Regions from separate parts of the Mus musculus genome. Here all the other regions are linked to region 1. The links are chromatin loops, found by intact Hi-C in ENCODE. Cell type or tissue: left cerebral cortex. All regions are shown on one strand. Each heading gives the region's core, and the rest is flanking DNA. Links, peaks and the distances in the headings are about the cores only.

Region 1 (6,126 bases), core at 1,182-5,181:
TCAAGGAGTTCAAATCAGGGATGGGCAGAGTGTATCCCTCCCATGGTACCACAGGGAGGCAGACTTTAAATGCTTATGTTATGTGGAGACTTTAAACATGTATACGTTCACGTTGCATGTTCCATAGGGTACAGAGGGGTGCAGAATGAGCAGGAAACTCGCTCCTATCCCCGCCTTTCCTGGAAGTTTTTTGATCTAGTGTATATTTATTGTACACAGCAACGGGTTTCACTGAGGCATTTTGCTACACACACATTGGGCACTCTGACCATGAGCACCCACCACCTTCCTTCTCCTGTCTTCCTCCCCTAGACCTCTTCCTATTCCCAAGTTCTTTTTCCATCTTCTACTTTCCTGTCTCTTTAAAAAAAATTCTAGACTCCACATGTCATCTTGGTCTTTCCGAGTCTCTATCCTGTCTCTTGACCCACCCTTTCATCTCCCTGGCTCACATACACCTTACCTATCTCTGGCACACTTCCAGCTACATGCTCTGTGTACATGTTCCTTCAGGCATCACATACGACATATGGGTAGTAGATCTATATCCTAGCTATTTCTGCTCTTTGCATTTAGTAGTTTTTTGAGACAGGACCTCGTGTAGCCCAGACTGTCTTTGTGATCACTATGTGGCTGAGAATAACAGAGAACTTAGGGTCTTCCTGCCTCAGTCTCCCAAGTGCTGGGGACTTACAGGTGTGTGCTACCATGCTTGTCTTTTATGTGGCACTGGAAATTGAACCTGGGACATCAGGCACACTATTCAGATGCTCTCAATTGAGCTGTATCCCAGACCCTGATTTAGTATATCTTAGTGCTTTTCCTATCTCAACCCTAAAGAGCCATGTCCTTTTTTAAAGGCTGAATATCAGGGCTTCTCAACCTTAGAAGTACTGACATCTTGACCCAGTTAATTCTGTTACAGGGCCTGTCCTATGCCTTATTTATTTATTTATTTATTTATTATATGTAAGTACACTGTAGCTGTCTTCAGACACTCCAGAAGATGGCATCAGATCTCACTACCATGTGGTTGCTGGGATTTGAACTCAGGACCTTTGGAAGAACAGTCGGTGTTCTTAACTGCTGAGCCATCTCACCAGCTCCCTGTCCTATGCCCTATAAGATGTTGATAGCATCTCCAGCCTCTGTCTCTGTCAACAACGTACAACATTATGACGTATACACACAGCCATTCCCATCCCCTAGTAGAGAAAACTAACAGCTTCCTTAGGTATTGTCAGATGTGACCATAGTGACAAGGCCACTGTGGTCTAGTGTAGTGTTCTGTCATCTGGATGGTGCTGATATGAATCTAACCAGGCTTCCTCTATTGATGGCCAGGGGCTTGTTTATGACTTTTGCCATGACAGCGGTGGCAGCCCCTATGTACCAGGGGGCTAACAATGTAAAGCTGCAGAGGTCTAGGGCTCTGTATGTCTTACCTTTGGGCAGACAGGATAGGTCTGCTGGAGGAGGGGTGCTCTCTATGAGTGATGGACCCCCTTACTTCTCCCTGGTTATGGGCCCATGTAAGCTATTGTCGCTCTCTCCCGAAAGAGACACACCCACACATTTCCTCAATGGCACAGTGACACAAGGCTCAGGGAAGCCCACACATGCCTGCATCCATGAGGGGATCAGTGAGCAATGCTAGCACCAGAGATACCCAGAGCCGATGGGTATTTCCTGAAGGCCGACAGGGTGGCAAAAGTTAAGGAGGGATTTGAGGGGAGCATGGACCTGGAAAGGGGGAGAGAAGCCAGTCCAAGGAAGAGGAAAACATGAAAGAAGGCACGTGTAGAAGTGGCTTTCTAGTAGGGACCCATCGGGCTGTACCTAAAGAAGATCCGATAAAAGGGGTGAATCTGGAGACTGGGGGTTAGAAGGATGGCTGAGGTTGGGGAGTGGAGAGGAGAGAGGAGGGGTGAGGCTGGGGAGTGGAGAGGAGAGAGGAGGGGTGAGGCTGGGGAGTGGAGAGGAGAGAGGACGGGTGAGGTTGAGGAGTGGGGAGGAGAGAGGAGGGGTGAGGCTGGGGAGTGGGGTAGTAAAAGGAGGGGTGACACTGGCAAGCATAGAAGAGAGAGGAAGCATACGTCTGGAGAGCGGGGAGGTGGGGAGAGGGGTGAGGCTGGAGAGTGGGAGAGAGAAGGAGCTGGGGGTTCCATGTGAGAACTGGGTCCTTACCCTTCGGGTACTAAGAAGCCACTGAAGATGTGTCTCCTGTCCCCCCTACCAACACATAACTTGCTAAGATCGACGTTTTTCTGTACTCTGTAGGTTGTCAGAGCACCTGACAGATACATGCACACCAAGCCACAGGACCCCTCCCGTATCACCCAAATTCTTCACACCCTTCAACCGCTAGGGCAAGCAGCTACAGAGCTATTCTGCCAGAGCATCCTGTCTTTGGGTCCATGCTTTGGGGTTGGGCCTCCTCCACTGGGCAAAATTCTGTTAAAATCCATTCTTTGCTATCTCTGGGAACAGAAGTTGGCCCAACTGAATTCTGAGGTTCTGAATGACCATGTGTGGATTATTCACCCCTAGGGGGAGGGATACCTGGGTTCTGAGTAGCCACGCAGGAGTTCAGAGTGCAGGAATGGCATAGGTTTGGCTTGGAGCTCCTGGGGACAGGTAGGCCCGGGGTCGGTAGTGCGTTGGGCTAGAGTGGGCTCTCAGAACACTATCTCTCTTCCCACACAGGGTATGGTCATGCCGCGCCGGGCACGGACTCGGGCAAAGTGTTCTGCATGTTCTATGCCCTCCTGGGCATACCCCTGACGCTGGTCACCTTCCAGAGCCTGGGCGAGCGTCTAAACACACTGGTGCGGTGTCTGCTGCTGACAGCCAAGCGCTGCCTGGGCCTGCGGCGGCCGCACGTCTCTGCTGAGAACATGGTGGTGGCCGGGCTGCTGCTCTGCGCAGCCACCCTGGCCCTAGGTGCCATTGCCTTCGCGCACTTCGAGGGCTGGACCTTCTTCCACGCCTACTACTACTGCTTCATCACTCTCACCACCATAGGCTTCGGCGACTTCGTGGCGTTGCAGAGAGATGAGGCGCTGCAGAGGAAGCCGCCCTACGTGGCCTTCAGCTTCCTCTACATCCTGCTCGGGCTCACGGTCATCGGTGCCTTCCTCAACCTGGTGGTCCTGCGCTTCCTCGCCAGCTCCGACGCCCCGGAACGCGCAGTCCACCGCCGTGTCAGCGTGTTCCGCAGGGGGGCGCCCGAGAGCCGCGTCCGCGCCGGCGCCTCCACCTGCATCCCCTACCCCTTCCATCAGCTGGAGACCTGGGCCCGTGACAACCCGGCCTTCTCACCCCCCTTGAGCCCAGAAGCCACGCATCATTGCCACAGCAGCCCAGACAGACCCCGAGCCCGGAGGAAGTCCATCTGATAGTCCTTCCCTACCCTGGCTAGGCCTGGCCAATGTCTAGCTCCTCCTGTTAGCAAACCCACCCTTCTTTCGGGCTTGGAGGGGAGTTGAGGCTCCTGTCACCATCTGTGTACCATCCCTTCTAGATATATATGAAAGCTGCACTAACAGCAGAAGCCGACTGTACAGCCACCCGGTGGTGTAAACTGTTTAGTCTAAACTTGTAGGAAAACCTGGCCATCAGCCCCTAGGAGGGGCGATACCCAGGTCAAGCATCCTTATGGGGTCCTTCACAAGGCAACAAGAGGCTAGTTTCTGCTCTGAAGAGGATACAGGATATCCCGCAGGGGGAGAGGTATGACTTTAAACACCAGAATTCTACCAGGAAGTCTGGATGTTCATGCTAGAAGCACGGAGATGGACAGGGTGAAGGGAATTTATGGAAAATTTTGCACTATATAGATGACTGCATTTTCTTTGCTCTGCATGAAAATGTGGAATGTGTAAATGTATAAACGGTTGTCCCCGCTGTCAAACAGATGCCGTGTCCCTGGCTAGCCCCTTTTGGGTGAAGGGATGGCCTCCTCACTATCACTACCTATAGGCAGCTCAGTGCTGTGGGATGAGTTTCGTACTGGACCCCACCCTATCATTGGTGATATATCACTAGGACTCTCATCCCTTTCCTGGGCCTTAGCTTCCCCTTCAGTAGAACAGGGTGCTTCTGAAGAGCCTGCTTTACACGGGCACCAGTGGCACAGCTTCCTGATGCAGGCACAGAGGATGTTCATGAGCCTGGTGGAGGCATCTTAGCATCCTAGAGAGCTCACCACTTAAAAGACCAGTATCCTTTATCTTCTCAGGTAGAACTGTCCCTGAGTAAAGCAAGAGCAAAACCAGGGTAGAAAAGCCAAAAACTTTAATTTCCAACATGAGCTATGTGGTCATGAATACAATGCCATGTGACCCACTCCAACTCAGACGCACCCCAAACCCTCCCTCCCTGGAGGACCAGGCCGTTCCTGCTCCCCAAGAGGACACAGGGAAAGGTGGGTAGATGAAGGGAGGCTCCCAGCCCAAGGACTCTGGGGTCCCATCTTCCTGTCACCTTGCAGGATGGCACAAAGGACTCAGAGGTAACACCTATGTCTACTTCTAGCCTCCCACCCAGCCCACACAGGCTCTCTTGCTGAAAGGAAAAAAACCCTTGGGCTTGCTAGGCAAGCCTATAGAAACTCTCTGTCCACTAAGGTCCTGTTTTGCAGACACAGGCCCTCTTGGAGGGCCAAGAGAGCCATTGCAGGGGACAGGAAAGGGGTCTAAGGCTCTGGGCCTGGTGTAGCACTCGCTGTTGCTCAATAAATAAATGCAGGTGACCTTGCCTGGTGCAACAGCTCTGCCTTGGGAGAGTGTGGGAGCCCCTGTGCTGTTTCTGAACCCCAAAGTGCTCAAGAAGGAACCCGGTGGTGAATCACATGTGAACCACTTAACCGCCTCTGCTAACGTGCTTGCACACCTGTGCTGTGAACCACCGGAGAACGAGCTGGCACTTTCAAAGTCACAACTTGAGCAAGCACCTCTCTCTCTCTCTCTCTCTCTCTCTTTCTTTCTCTCCCTCTCTCTCTCTCTCCCCCCCCCTCTCTCATTGGACCTCCTCCGTTCCCTTCTGAAAACAAGGCTGTCAATACAGGCATCCCTTTGCTTGCTATTTGGGGTTCTTATGGGGGTCAGAGTAAAATCACGGGGGACACGCTGTGGGAGGTGCTATGGGAAGGGGTTGCTATCGCCTCTGAAGGTTAGAGAGGACTCCCCTGAGCCCCCCCCCTACTCTACAAACCCAGGAAGTAGCTTGTTTGTTGGCAACCCACTCCCAGCTGGACCTGGAGAGGTAACAACCCAGCCTAAAACCCTTCCGCTCATGATCCCTGGAGAAATTGCCCAGGAGACCCCAGACAACCTGGCACCCCTCCCTGTAACCACCCTCTTCTCCCAGAAGAGAGCCAAGCAGGGCAGGGCCACCTGTGCCTAACGGCTGGAAATAATGATGGTGGCCAACCTGCCCTTGAGCAGTGGTCTCCCAGCTTTGTCCCCCAGTGCATGTTGCTGAGAGGCCTGCTGTGGCCCGAGTTTCCTAACCTCTCAGATGAGCTACAGCTTTGTCCTGACATAACTGGGAGCCACCAGGAGGCTCCAAAGAAAAGCAGCAGAAAGGATGAGAAATGGCTGTCCCCTTCATCCTTCCCTGACTCTGGCTCAGCATGAGACATGAAGGGGACCCCTAGGCGGAAATGCCACCGGACATACCAAGGACCCCACGTTGGCTCTCCTCACGCAGGGCCTTAGTATTCTTTTTAAAAATGCAAATGGGCTAAAAATCTACAGGCCCTTCCCTTCAGAACGCAGAGGCATTCTGGGTGAGGAAAATGGAGATGGCCCCTTTACATGGCAGTCCTATACATGACTTTTGTCCAGAGGGGAAAAAAAAAGAAACACCCTTAGAGACACAGCACCAGAAAGGGCCCCCAACTCCACCCCCTCTGCTCCTTTCCTGATGGCAGAGTTTGAGTTGACAGAGGGTCAGACAGCAGTGGGAACAGGCTGGGCTTGTTGGTCCCCGAAGCTATGGATGAAAATCACTCTGCCCCGAGTCCTTTGGTGAGGACAGAAATGGCTCCCACACCCAGTGGTCACAGCCCCTTGGAAGTGGGGCACACGCTTACAATGGTACAAGAAATGGGGCTCCAGCCCC
Region 2 (6,126 bases), core at 1,196-5,195, 93 kb after region 1:
GATATGCTATGAAGGTCTCTCAGCTCTTGCCTCCTTGAAGGAAAGAATTCAGTCAAGACAGGTAGTTTGACCAGCAGTTTAGCAAACTAAACATCCCAAGAGAGACTGGAGTGGGCTGCCTCAGGTAGTGAGTAGCCCCCTGGGGGTTCTGCACTGTGCATTATAAGGAAGTCATCTATGAATATATATTTATGAGGTGGATGGTAGGCTTACAGGACAAAGCAAACATTTTGCTGTCCCAACTCATGGTGCAGTAACTCAGGATCAATAGCCTCACGGATGAACAACAGACAAGTTTTATTAACCTACACTGTGGGTCTGGAGCCTCCATATTTCTGTTAAAAAAAAAAAAAAGGCTATCATGATGTTTGAACAGCATGGGACTGTCCATGGTGTCTAGATTTGTCTGGTCATCAGAACTAAAAAGGAAGTTTGCTCAAAATGCTGCTACCCACACCCAGGACCTATCCTTGAACGTTCTGGTTCTTGTGGCCTGGGGAACAGATCTTAACGCTTCCCAAATTTTCAGTGTACCTGTGCATCAGACCCACAGCTCCCTGTCTCCTAAGCCAGAGCTGAGACATGGGCTCCCAATGCCGACAGAAATTTGAAGGCCAATGTTGAGGGACAGGAACGGTGGAACACAACTTTAATCCCAGCACTTAGGAGGCGAAGGCAAACAGATCTCTGTGAATTAAAGGCCAGCCTAGTCTACATAGTGAGTTCCAGTCCAGCTAGAGCTAGACAGTGAGATTTTGTCTAAAAGAAAGAAGAGGAGGAGGAAGAGGAGGAAGAGAAGGAAGAGGAAGAAGAGGAAGAGGAGGAGAAGGAAAAGGAGGAAGAGGAAGAGGAGGAGAAGGAAAAGGAGGAAGAGGAGGAAGAAGAAGAGGAGGAAGAGGAGAAGGAAGGCCAGTGATGGAATTTGTTCACCAGAGATTTTGATAAAATCAGGGCTTAGACATTTTTAATTTTTATTATACTTTTCAATTCCAAGTTTTAAAGCAAAGAGTGACAAGCTTTACATGTGTGTGTGTGTATGTATGTGTGTGCATGTATGTGCGTCTGTGACCATGACAGCCAGCAGAGCAATGATCCATGGGAGGCAAGGAAGTATTTCGGTTCAGACTGACTCAGTAGCTGCTGTTGGTTCAAACTTCAAACGTCTGACCCCAAGTAGTTTATTTTAGGCATATGTAAGCACAGCACAATTTGTCGAGAATTTTTCCTGGTGATAATTAACTCAATCCCATGTGCACAACAAAGCTTAAGACATGACTGCATTAAAGCGTCCTTTCAAAGTTCATGTGACATCTTTTATATAGATAGATTCCATACATTAGCTGAGAAAGAAAGACCAGCTCATGGTAAGGGTCTGGGAAGGATGTGGTGTGGTCTCTGCTACACAGATAGCACCCGATTCACCAGGCTATTAGCCACGTCCACTCCCAGACATCTGGGTGGAAAACAAGCTAAGCATCTCTCCCTTTAAAGGAGACAACCCTGTATATTTAACATTCCTGGTTCCTCTTGTGCTCATATGTTAGCACAAGAACTTCCATGCCTCCCACCTATGGATGCATGTGTATGTGTGTCATGCCATACATGTGGAGTCAGAGGACAACATTGATGGGTTAGTTCCCTCCTTCCACTATGTAGGCTCCTAATCGCCAAATTCAGGTTGTCATTCTTGATAGCAAGCACCCTTACCTACTAAGCCCTGGCTGGCCCCTCAGCTCCAGGCTTTCTGTGTAATTCTAAATTCTGTTTTGTTTCCTTTGTCCCTTTGAGGACATTTAAGATAGGTCACCTTTTTTCCTCTTGGTTTTTCAAGGCAGGGTTTCTCTGTGTCGCCTTGGATGATCTATAATACTCTCTATAGACCAGGCTGGCCTCAAACTCAGAAATCTTCCTACCTCTGCCTCCCAGGTGCCACCACTGCCTGGCTTACAGCTGGCTTTGGTGACTAGCTTCTGTCACTTTATTTAGTTCTCTGGGGGTTCTTGGTCAGTTTCCTTGTATGCCTGGTGATCTTAAAGATGTATGTGTATGTGCACACATGTCCTTTTGTTAAAAACTGGACAACTGGGGCTGGTAAGATGGCTCAGTGGTTAAAGGCCTTGGTGACCTGATTTGGATCCCAGGACCCGCATAGTGGAAGGAGAGTATCTGAACCTGCAAGCTGCCCTCTGACTTCCACACATGTGCTGTGGTGTGTCCACATGCATTGCCCTACAAACAAGCACACACAAAATGAGTTACTAACTAAAAAAATTTTTAAAAAATGAAACTGGACATTTGACTGTTACAATGTGGTGACTCAGGAAGTCAGGTCCTGTTCTGTCGTCAGTTTGTTGTTTGATTATGGAAGTTGTAATCATATTTGTTTAGTGATTCTTGTAACTATTTTAGAAAAAAATTTAAAAGGGACTATATTCCTAGGGCCAGGCATGCCGGTGCATGCCGGTAATCCCAGTCCTAGGGAGGTTGGGGCAAGAGGATCTGGAGTTAGAGGCCATTGGAAGCCTGGCAGTGAGTTCCAGGGAGTTAGTTTCAGAGAGAGATACAGAGTCAGAGAGATACAGAGACAGAGACGGAGACGGAGATGGAGACAGAGACGGAGATGGAGAAACAGAGAACTGTATCAGTCAGTTCCCTTTAGCTTTTGTTCAACCAGAGTTTTTAGAGAGTCAAACAAGAAATCCAGGATGACAAAACACTCCTCCCTTGGTCTTCGCAGACAGGTCTGTGATGCTAAACTGGGCTATTCAGACTCTGTCTCCGTCTTAGGTTCCATGCGGGTAAGGGCTGCATTTAAGTTGTGTTTTCTTGATTCATCATCTACTTGGGTACCATGACTGTGTGAACCTTTAACAGTTTTCTCCAGGTCTGACAAAGCTGGTGTTGATGTTTCTGTGTGGGAGTGTGAGAGCCACTTGCTCCTACAGACATGGGCCTGCCTGTGTGAGGCGTCCTTGACCCTGTCATGGGTAGCACTGCTGTGGGAACATAATTCTATGATGGTGAGTAGGACTCTCGGGGCCTGGAGATGAGTTAAGTCCTGGATCTGACCCCATGGAGTCCTTTTTTGGCCTTCCATTACAATCTTCTCACTTTCCTCCAGTTGTGTAAGATGGGCAGGGTGATTGGTCACCCTTAGTGTGTGAATAGCTCTCCTTCCTCTTGACGGCTGTACATGTGGGCACCATGGAGACACCTAGTGGCGAGTTGCTGTCTGTGGGCTTAGTGAAAAGATTGGTCAATGGCTCCCATAAAACACAAAACAGGCAAGAATCCAGAAGGCACTGAATTGCTGCCTCTGACAGGGACAGTTCAGTTGAAGCTGCACCTTAGTGCATGGGTTGGATGCGCCTCTGATGTAAATTCTCTATGGAGTTACTGCTGGTTTGCAAGTAAATACAATGAAGACGAGAAGACTGCTCCTCCTGGCTGCGTGGCAGGGTTTGCCACTCCCAGAGATGACATCCTTAAAGATGAAGTTCTTCTGGGAGATTTCTCCTTCTCTTACCATGTGCGGTCTCAGATAGGCTTGGGTTGTCTGTCTCTCAGCTCGCTTTCCTGTGCATTGAGAATAACAATCACCACCATCATCGTCATCGTCATCGTCGTCATCATCATCATCATAATCTTGCTTGAATTCCTAGTATTCATTTGAAAGGTCAACACGATATATTGATTAATTCAAAATTAAAAAAAAAAACAATCACAACTCAGTTCAATAAAGCACTCTACCATCTAAATAAACAATTACAACAAATGTATAGTCCGGGAGCTGAGAGGATGACTCAGTAGCTAAGGATGTTTGTTGAGCAAGCATGAGAGCCTGAGTATTCACCCCGGCACCCAGGTTACAAGCTCAGCATGCTCACACATACCTGCCGCCCTCATGCTCTGGTGGAACGCAGGCTGAGGTGGAGTTGGGCGAAGACCAGAGGACTGCTGGGAGCTTGCTGACTCCCAGCCTAGCTGCACACCTAAGGAGAGACTCTGTCTCCAGAGAATAATACAGGGGGTGACAGACAAGGACACCTGATGTCTTCCTCTGGCCTATATATGTGTGTGCATAGGCGCATACATACCTTCACCACTTATAACTACAACATACACACACACACACACAATCAAAAAGAAATACATGCGCAGTCTGACCCCATCTATTTAAAGCTGTGTATACACATATCCTTATCCATATAATTATCTATGGAAAGGCCTGTGTGTGTGTGTGTGTGTGTGTGTGTGTGTGTGTGTGTTTATTTATTTATTTAAGTGCGGGGTGCTTTCTGTAATGAAGCTCACCACATTAGCAATGAGATCGTGGGTGACTGCTGCCCCCTTTGCATTTCTCTAACTGGTCCATGATGCCTATGTGTTGTGCACATACGTATTTGGTGAAAGAAAGCTGAGTGTGGGCACCAAGGGGCTTATTGAGTATGTCTGCTCTCCTTTCCTTCCTCCAAAGATCCTATGGAAACCAAGAAAAGCATTTCAAAGTTTTAATGAAGGCCTTTAAAATAATAGTAGCTATATCTTGGAATTAAGAATCTGCCATGGGGTGTGGGTGTGTGTGTGTGTGTGTGTGTGTGTGTTGAGCATCCTTTGTGCTCCCCATCCGTGGGTAGCTCTAAAGAGAATGTTACCAAGGATGATTTTTGACCCTTTAAAAAATACATTATTGCTGGCTGGTGGTGATACAAACCTTATCCCAGCACTTGGGGGGTGGAGGTAGAGGTAGAGGTAGACAGATCTCTGAGTTTAAGGCCAACCTGATCTACAGAGTGAGTTCCAGGCCTGTCTGGGGAACTTCCACTAAGTACCTTCTTGCGATGTGAAGAAAGAAGGTCTTCACTGTCTTCCCCTATGCTTGGTGTATGGCAACATGGCCTTCTTGCTCACCACAGCTGTGGTATGCAATATGGTACCCACAAGCCACATGCAGATGTTTAGACTTAAAAGTTCACCTCACATCTGTACTAGCCATCCTTCAAAGTGTCTGATGGCCACATGTAGCCTCAGCCAACTGCTCTACAGGGCAGTGGATAACGCAGGTGGCATAAAGGTCTCTGGCACGGGGATGCTCTCCAGCAGGGGTTGGCAAACTCTGCCCACCATGAGGTCTCTGCTGCTTGAGTTTGTCTCTGTCACTGTGACACAAGAGCAGCCATAAACAATGCATGGCCCACCTGCTAGGGCACGTGGCTGTGATCCAAAAAGACCTAATTTAGGAGCCCTGAGTCCAAACTTTGCATCATGTTCACATATCGTAAAATGTTACTACCCCTTTGATTGCTTTTCTACAGTCATCTGGGAACGTAAAACCATCCTCGCCCTATGGACCACAGATGAATTAGCAGCAAGTAGATTTAAGCCACAGGTCACCATATGTTGGCCCCTGTCTTAGTGAATTGCAGTTTACAAGATCTACGGCCTGTTATTTTAGTGAGTTCAGAGAAAAAGTTAAAGCTAACATATTCAAGGCCTTTCTCTCTGAGCCCAGAAGTCTGATCATCTATTCATGGCCTGCCTTCCTCTGCACTTCAGGATCTGTGGATGAGGACCAGTCCTTCTTATGAATTCTTCTCCCTGTGTTCAGAACGATGTTTGGTATCTGACAGCTCTCGGCTGAGCCTGTGGAACAGACGCACGCGCACCAGCTACCTCCCGAGTATCATTTGGCTTTTTCCTTGGTTCTGCCTTCAAGCTGAGGAGGCGATTCCTGTCTGCGCAACAATTTTATTTCTTGTTATCAACAAACACATTGACATTCCAATTTTTCACCAGCGTCCCAGGAGCTCAGCTTATGTATTTTCGCCTCTGAGAGACGACAGCAGCTGTCCTGCTGTGCAGCAGGCTGGTCACAAAAGTGTAAGCTGCAAGGAGATTTGATAAGGAGACTCGTAAAAGAGACAGGAAGCGACCTGAAGAATGTCAATACATGGAGATTTTCAACGATGAAATTTCACCCTCTCCAAGCTAGAGATGAGAAGGCTACAGAACATGTAACCATTTCTGCAACTCTAAGAGATCACTGTACTAGGTTGCAAACTAGTTGAATGGGGTAAAAGCCACAAATTATATTAAAAATACACATGCCTATGAAAAGCATACCTG
Region 3 (6,126 bases), core at 1,196-5,195, 60 kb after region 1:
AGCTGGAGACAGCACGAGAACCTTGAAGATGGCTCTGGCCTCATCCAATGGATGGGGGAAAGATTGTGTCGACATGAGTTGGAAGCAGTAACTAAAGGGGAGGCTCTCGTGTGAGCCTGAAGCCTGTCAGGGACACACTTCAGAAATGGAGCCGCCAAGGACAGACAGTAAAAAAGGGGCCAGCAGGAGAGAGGAGGAAGCCAGAAGAGCCAAGTCTGCGCGGATCGCCTCTGGTTAGGCCAACCCCTGTGCAGGACCCCGGGCCCTAGTCTACAGTCTTTAGAAATTACTTCAGCTCAGTGCTGTTTTAAAGAAAATAAACCCAAAAGGTTTCTTTTAGGAGAAAATGAATGAGACGATCAAGAGAAATTAAACACCCAGACAATGGTCCTTACTTCCAACTTCCACCAACGCTCCTGATTATTCTTCTGGAGATGGAAGCAGACTTTCTCCCTGTACCTCCCAAGCTCCAGGGAGTCACAGGGATGGGCAGAGAGGGAGCCTGAGATGTCCAAACAGAGCCCTGAGCTGCCAACTGCTCCCCAAGGCCTCCTCACCTGGGAACCATTTTCTGCACAGTGAGATCTGGCTTTTTTTTTTTTTTTTTAAATCCTCCTCCAGCAAGAGAAGCCACTGGTGTTCTGAAGAGAGCCAAGATCCTAGTTCTGCTCTCAGCGTTGTGCAGGAGACACCAGATGACCTTGGCTTACACATGCATGCACATAGACAAATACATACCTCCCACCAGGGCCTCGGTCATCTATACACCTAGCCTCATATACACAACCCCCACCCCGACAGGTTTGGGGCCCAGGAGGGCTGAAGAAGGTGATCTCTAGGTCTCTTACAAGTGAAACCTAAGAACTGGAAAAAGCTTGCTTAGAAGGGGGAATTAGACTGAGGGTTAGAAATTCTGTTAATAGCATCAATGAAGTTGTCTTTGACTCAACTGAAACCTAAAGCAGGTCCGGCAATAAGAGCCAAGGTGTCCGGCCCACAATGAGCGCAGCATGACTTCGGAGAAAAAGCCTGTCTCAGTTGCTCCTACACACCTGTGTTCCTTGCCCTCCCACCCAGCTGGTCTCTTGAGACACAAGTAAGTGGCCGGAGGAACTTTGGGAGAGGGCCCTGCCGGCTCTATCTTCACAGATGCTCCAAGACTCCCCCTACCCTAGCTCCCATCCCTACAGCCAGCCTGATCTCCTCTCTCTGAGTTGGCTGCAGTAGAGGCCACTGCATCAGGGACCCCGCCCCGATTCCACCTCACCTGGTCTTGCTTAGAATATGGATAACTCCTCAGCTCTATGACTGGGAAGCTGAGCTCCCGAGCCTCAGGTATTTGGTCTGTGAGATGGTGAAACCATAGGCTGCATGGGTAACAACCATCTTAACTCCCAACTCCTACCTCCAGGTCAGGAGAAAAATTCCGTCAGGTGCTGGCCCTGACTGTTACCATTCCCTCACCGCCTGGCTCTGGGGGACTTTCTTCTTCCTATCTGTCTTCCTGTAAGTGACAGCCCATCACCCACCACTCCATCCCATAACAGAACCAAGACAGAAAATGCCAGCAGGCAGGGAGTAGAAACCTGAACTCTTGAATTCCCTAAACTGTAACATTTTGGGGTAGTGCATACATGATTTTTTTTCCTCTTAAGAGTTAATCTGTATTTTAATCAGTATTGAACCCACTTGTTCCTACACACACACAACACACACACACACACACACACACACACACACACTCCTCTTTCCCGCCCGCCACTTCTTCATTGACTTCAAATATTCCCAAATTATCAGTTCAAAAACCATTTCATTCCACCCTCCCACCACACAGCATCAGAGGCAGTGTTATCTGCACTTCCTGATGAAGAAACTGAGGCTCAGGTTGGCATGATTTGCCCAAGGTCACAGCTTATTCGGAGGGAATAAAGACTGGAATCGGACTCTAACTCCCAATCTTGGCACTCTTTGGGGGAACTCTCACCCAAACCTTCTAGGTACCCCCACCTGTTGTTGGATTTTCTTCTTTACCCCAAACCAAACTCACTGCTCTCTGTACCCTCTGCCTGGTCCCAGTATCCACGAGCTGGTTTCCTCTCTACCCCTGGACTGTGGCTACCAGTTTTTTTGTGGTGTGTGTGTGTGTGTGTGTGTGTGTGTGTCCAGGCCTAGAAGCAGGTTCGAGTTGCAGGTCCACAGCTGGGTTCAGCCCACCCAGAAAGGCCACTCCAGGGACAAGAACACCTGAAGTCAGGGGCACACACTGAAGGGTAGCACTGCTGTAGTTAGCACTTACACTGCCTTGCACCTCCTTGGGGAGGAAAGACCAGCAGACCCCGGACCAGTTATGTGCGGCTCCCCAGAATCTGACAAGAGTCTGGAGCCCCAGCCTGTGGGGGAAGGGAATGGAGAAACAAATCGGGACACTCAAGGCTTTGGCCTTTGAACAAGGGGGTCTTGGGCAGGGAGCCTCTGGATGCAGCTAAGACAAAGACCTCGGAGAGGTCAGGTCTATGCGCCGCTTCCAACGACCAGGGGTACGTCGGAAGACCAGGGGTGAAGCGGCCTAAAACCCGAAATCTGACTAGGGGGCATATACCAGACTTGGGTAGTGGCAAATCCTGTTGAGAAACAAGTCAGGGAGGGGGTCGCGGGGGAATCCTGCAGGTGCATATAAATAGGGAGACTTGGGTCCAGGCGACCCAAGGGCCCACTTGCGCAAGAAGGACGAGTGCAGATGCTCAAGGGGTCCCTGGGGCGCAGGAGGGGGGACAGGACCAGAGCTCCTCCTAGACTCCTGGGGTCTTGAGGGAGTGGGAGGGGCCCCTGGGTATCTATCCGAGTGGGACCGAGAGTGCAGCGGAGACAGTGGCCGCCTCTCTCGGGCGCTCCGGGTCCCCGAGGGTCCCTGGCTTCTGGACCGGGAGACAACCCCCCGGGGTGGGTGGACCGCAGCGCGCTCACCTGCGTCCTCATCATCGAAGGAGTTCATGCACGGGAAGTAGATGGCGAGCGCCTCGAAGGAGGCGGACAGGCTGAGGCGGCTCTGCGAGCGCTCCATGCCCGCGCCCGCGCCAGGAGCCTCGGCCGCGGCGGCGGCGGGCGGCTTGGGCAGCTTGGCCGCCCCATTCTTGACGCGGAGTACGGCGCGCGGCGTGGTGGCGGCGGCCCGGGGCTCCGCGGGCAGGCGGCGGGGCTGGTGGCCGGGCGCAGAGGGCCGGACACTGGCGGCGCGTGGAGCCCGAGACGCGAGGTGCTCGCGGCGGTGGCGGCGGCGGTGGCGGAGGCAGTGGCGGTGGCGGCGGTGGTGGCGGTGGTGGTGGTGGTGGCGGCGGCGGCGCAGCGCGCTCTGGCCCGCGGCGTCCCCAGCCTGCTTGCCGCGCGGGGCGGGCCGCAGCCGAGCTCCGCAGCCAATCGCCGAGGCCCGGGGGAGGGGGCGCCGCGGGCGGGGCTTGGGAGCCGCGAGGGTGCGGGCTGCGCCGCCACCGCTGCCGCCGCTGCCAACCGGGCAGGTGCACGAGCCCGCCGCAAGGCTGTCTGCGCCCGGCTGCTGCGGCTGAACCTCCGGTGCCCGCTCTGACCCGTGACTGTGAGTCCTCAGACTCACTCCAGAGGCAGGTGTCCAGTAACCCCGATTCATGCAGGCCTCACCCAGATACCCTGAGGCTCCCAGAGGGACACAGTCCAAGAAATCCAAGAAACCTGCATTCACCCACAAGCACCCACAAGGATGTATTCGCTCGGCAAGAGAGATCTCGGACTCCCTCACACTCGGGGACAGAGGGACACCTGGACAAACACCTTCACGGATACCTGAACAGACAGACACTCTATAGACACACAGTGACTCTTTCTGACATAGGAGCAGATATACCCACTGGCAACTTCAGAGGGTACACAGAGACCTGCAGAGTCACAGGGAGCAACAGGCGGGCAGGACATGTCCTCCCACATATTGGAGACCCTCAGACCCCACAAACCCCACAGAAGTTTGGACAGACACACACCTTTTCGTGCACCCACACTTGCTTGCAGACATATCCTGGGAGTCTCTCACAGAGAGGGAACATTAGCACCCCTCCTCCTGTAGTGATCTGTCCCCAAAACTGGGACAGTCACCCTCAGAACACTCATACCTATAGACACAGCCGTACAGACTGAGTCACTCACAGGGATGGATTCATTCTGGTGCACAGACACCCTCAGACTCAAGATCCTGAGACATTGCTGCAGGCTTACACTGGCACACACTCTCAGACACATCCTGATGCCCATGGTCCCCCGATTCACACCCATAGGGACAGATTATCAGAGCCTGGGTATAAAGAGATACACTCAATTGCAAACCTCCTCTGCCCTCCAAACCTGAATGACCAGAGGTCCACTCTACCAGCAGAAGCAGCAATCCTTTCTAATTGCTCTCCCCCTCCCGTGAAGCAGCCCTCTGAAATGGCCTCAGGAAAGGACTGCTCAGTCCCTCCTTTCCGAGGGACCTAGAGGGAGCCCCTCCATCTCACTAACCTACTTCTTCATCGGAGCGATGACAGCAGGAACCCTCTGTTTTGGATGGTTGTGAGTATTTATTTTCTGTTCATTCATAGCCAACCAAGAGGCTTAAAAGCAACAGACCTTTATTAGTGTGCAATCTGTCTAGATTGTAAGTCTGTGCAGCTGAGCTGGGTTCTCTGCTTAGAATGTTACAAAGTATTAGCGAGGGGTGGCTTGTCACTGCCGGCTTTGGAGAAGAGTCGGATTCCATGATGATTCAGGTGCCAGCAAGATTCAGTTCCTTGCAAATGTAGGACTGAAGTCCGTGTGTGCTGGCATCTCAACATCTGCAAATGGTCCTGGGCCCGTACACATGGGCTCTCCATCTTCAACGCTACCACAGGACTGACAGGCCTTTCTCATCCTCCCCTCTCTCTAACTCCCTGCTGGGTTGTCCCCCAAAGGGTACCCCCTCCTTTATCCTTTATGTCGTCTTGTAACTTGATCACGGCGGTGATGTCTTTCCCTAGTTCCACACAGTCAAAGGGAATTATGTAAGGGTAGACTAGGTCCTTGGACCAATTCTGTCCCCTCGCTGAGTACCTGACACAAAGGGGGTGCTACTCGAGCCTCTTCCCCTTTCCAGGAAGCCAACTCTGACCTTGAGAGCAATAGAAGTATGAGAATGTTCTGCTCGTAGACACCCCAGAACCTCACTCCTTCTAGTCATTCAGACACCATACATCTCCGAGCGCGTTCTCTTCTCTCTCTCTCTCCTCTCTCTCTCTCTTTCTCTGTTTGTGTGTGTGTGTGTATGTGTATGTGTGTGGTGTATGTGTGTCCATCAGTGACTCCTCTATGCCCAACATATACTCAGAAGCTGACCACTTCTCTGTCCCAATTCATCACAGCTCTCATTTCATTCAGGGTCAGAGTCCAGATGCCACAAGGTCCCAACTGTGTGCTCGGCCACCTCTTGTCCTCATCTCCCTCATATCCCTGTGGCTCACTTGGCTTCAGACCCAAAGGAATTTCTCTTCCCTCTGCCAGAAATACTCTCCAGAAAGCCACAGGGCTTGCTCTCACGGACATTCACGCAGATAGCACCTCTGCAGTAAAGGCCTCCTTCAGGCACCTCCCCGAGATGGCAAAATCTCCTGAGCTTTATTTTCTGTGTCGCTCTAGTCACTGTCTGAGCCATCCCATGTGTGCAGAAGGTGGATCTCTCTCTCTCTCTCTCTCTCTCTCTCTCTCTCTCTCTCTCTCTCTCTCTCTCTCTCTCTCTCTGCCCCAGGGCCTAGTAGGGTACTAGGTAAAAAGTGGTACTAATTTAACTAACTTATGTAGGTTGGATGAAGGAGCCCTTCACACCAGCTTATGAGGGAGGTATCCTGAGCACCTCTCTCCCCCATTTTAGGAAGAACTGAGAGCTGAGGCTTGCATATCTCAAAGATCACAGGAAAGGGATGAGACTGAAGCTTGTAGCAGCCCAATTCCAAAATTTGTGTCTCTTCCACTACTCCTAACACCAAGGCAAATTCATTCAGGGACGCATATGTGATGGGGCTGCGAGGGTCACTGAACTTGGCCTGGAACTAGGGAAGACATCTCAGAGACCCAAGAGGAAGGTCCAAACTG

What was found. Hi-C counts contacts between places; a loop is a spot of excess contacts. Peaks named below come from ENCODE experiments on the same cell type or tissue, not always from the same donor. Only the 100,000 strongest peaks of a DNase experiment are listed, where the experiment ranks them.
Region 2: it touches region 1 in a loop (8-fold over the local background); 24 of 42 quality-filtered maps call a loop at or near these places.
Region 3: it touches region 1 in a loop (3-fold over the local background); 7 of 42 quality-filtered maps call a loop at or near these places.

The regions. Positions count from the first base shown.
Region 1 is chr2:163,855,477-163,861,602 of GRCm38, forward strand. Kcnk15 (potassium channel, subfamily K, member 15) reads left to right here. Exons shown (of 2, transcript NM_001030292.1): 2 at 2,707-3,398. The coding sequence ends at 3,398. Rims4 (regulating synaptic membrane exocytosis 4) reads right to left here. Exons shown (of 6, transcript NM_183023.2): 6 at 4,280-6,126. Among named protein-coding and RNA genes, the nearest start is that of Kcnk15, 4.8 kb to the left of the region's middle. In left cerebral cortex, for the core only: a CTCF peak has its summit at 3,209; DNase peaks (open chromatin) are centred at 3,240, 3,550, 3,806, 4,199 and 3 more places; H3K4me3 peaks cover 324 bases; H3K27ac peaks cover 1,566 bases.
Region 2 is chr2:163,948,753-163,954,878 of GRCm38, forward strand. No RefSeq gene overlaps it. Among named protein-coding and RNA genes, the nearest start is that of Gm35886, 33 kb to the left of the region's middle. In left cerebral cortex, for the core only: a CTCF peak has its summit at 3,223 (motif pointing left); a DNase peak (open chromatin) is centred at 3,216.
Region 3 is chr2:163,915,623-163,921,748 of GRCm38, forward strand. Rims4 (regulating synaptic membrane exocytosis 4) reads right to left here and starts at 3,351. Exons shown (of 6, transcript NM_183023.2): 1 at 2,965-3,351. The coding sequence starts at 3,061. It overlaps Gm35886 (a long non-coding RNA gene), which reads left to right and starts at 3,445. Exons shown (of 3, transcript XR_375201.3): 1 at 3,445-4,572. In left cerebral cortex, for the core only: no CTCF peak of the experiment used is centred there; DNase peaks (open chromatin) are centred at 1,257, 2,964, 3,445, 3,739 and 1 more place; H3K4me3 peaks cover 2,563 bases; H3K27ac peaks cover 2,227 bases.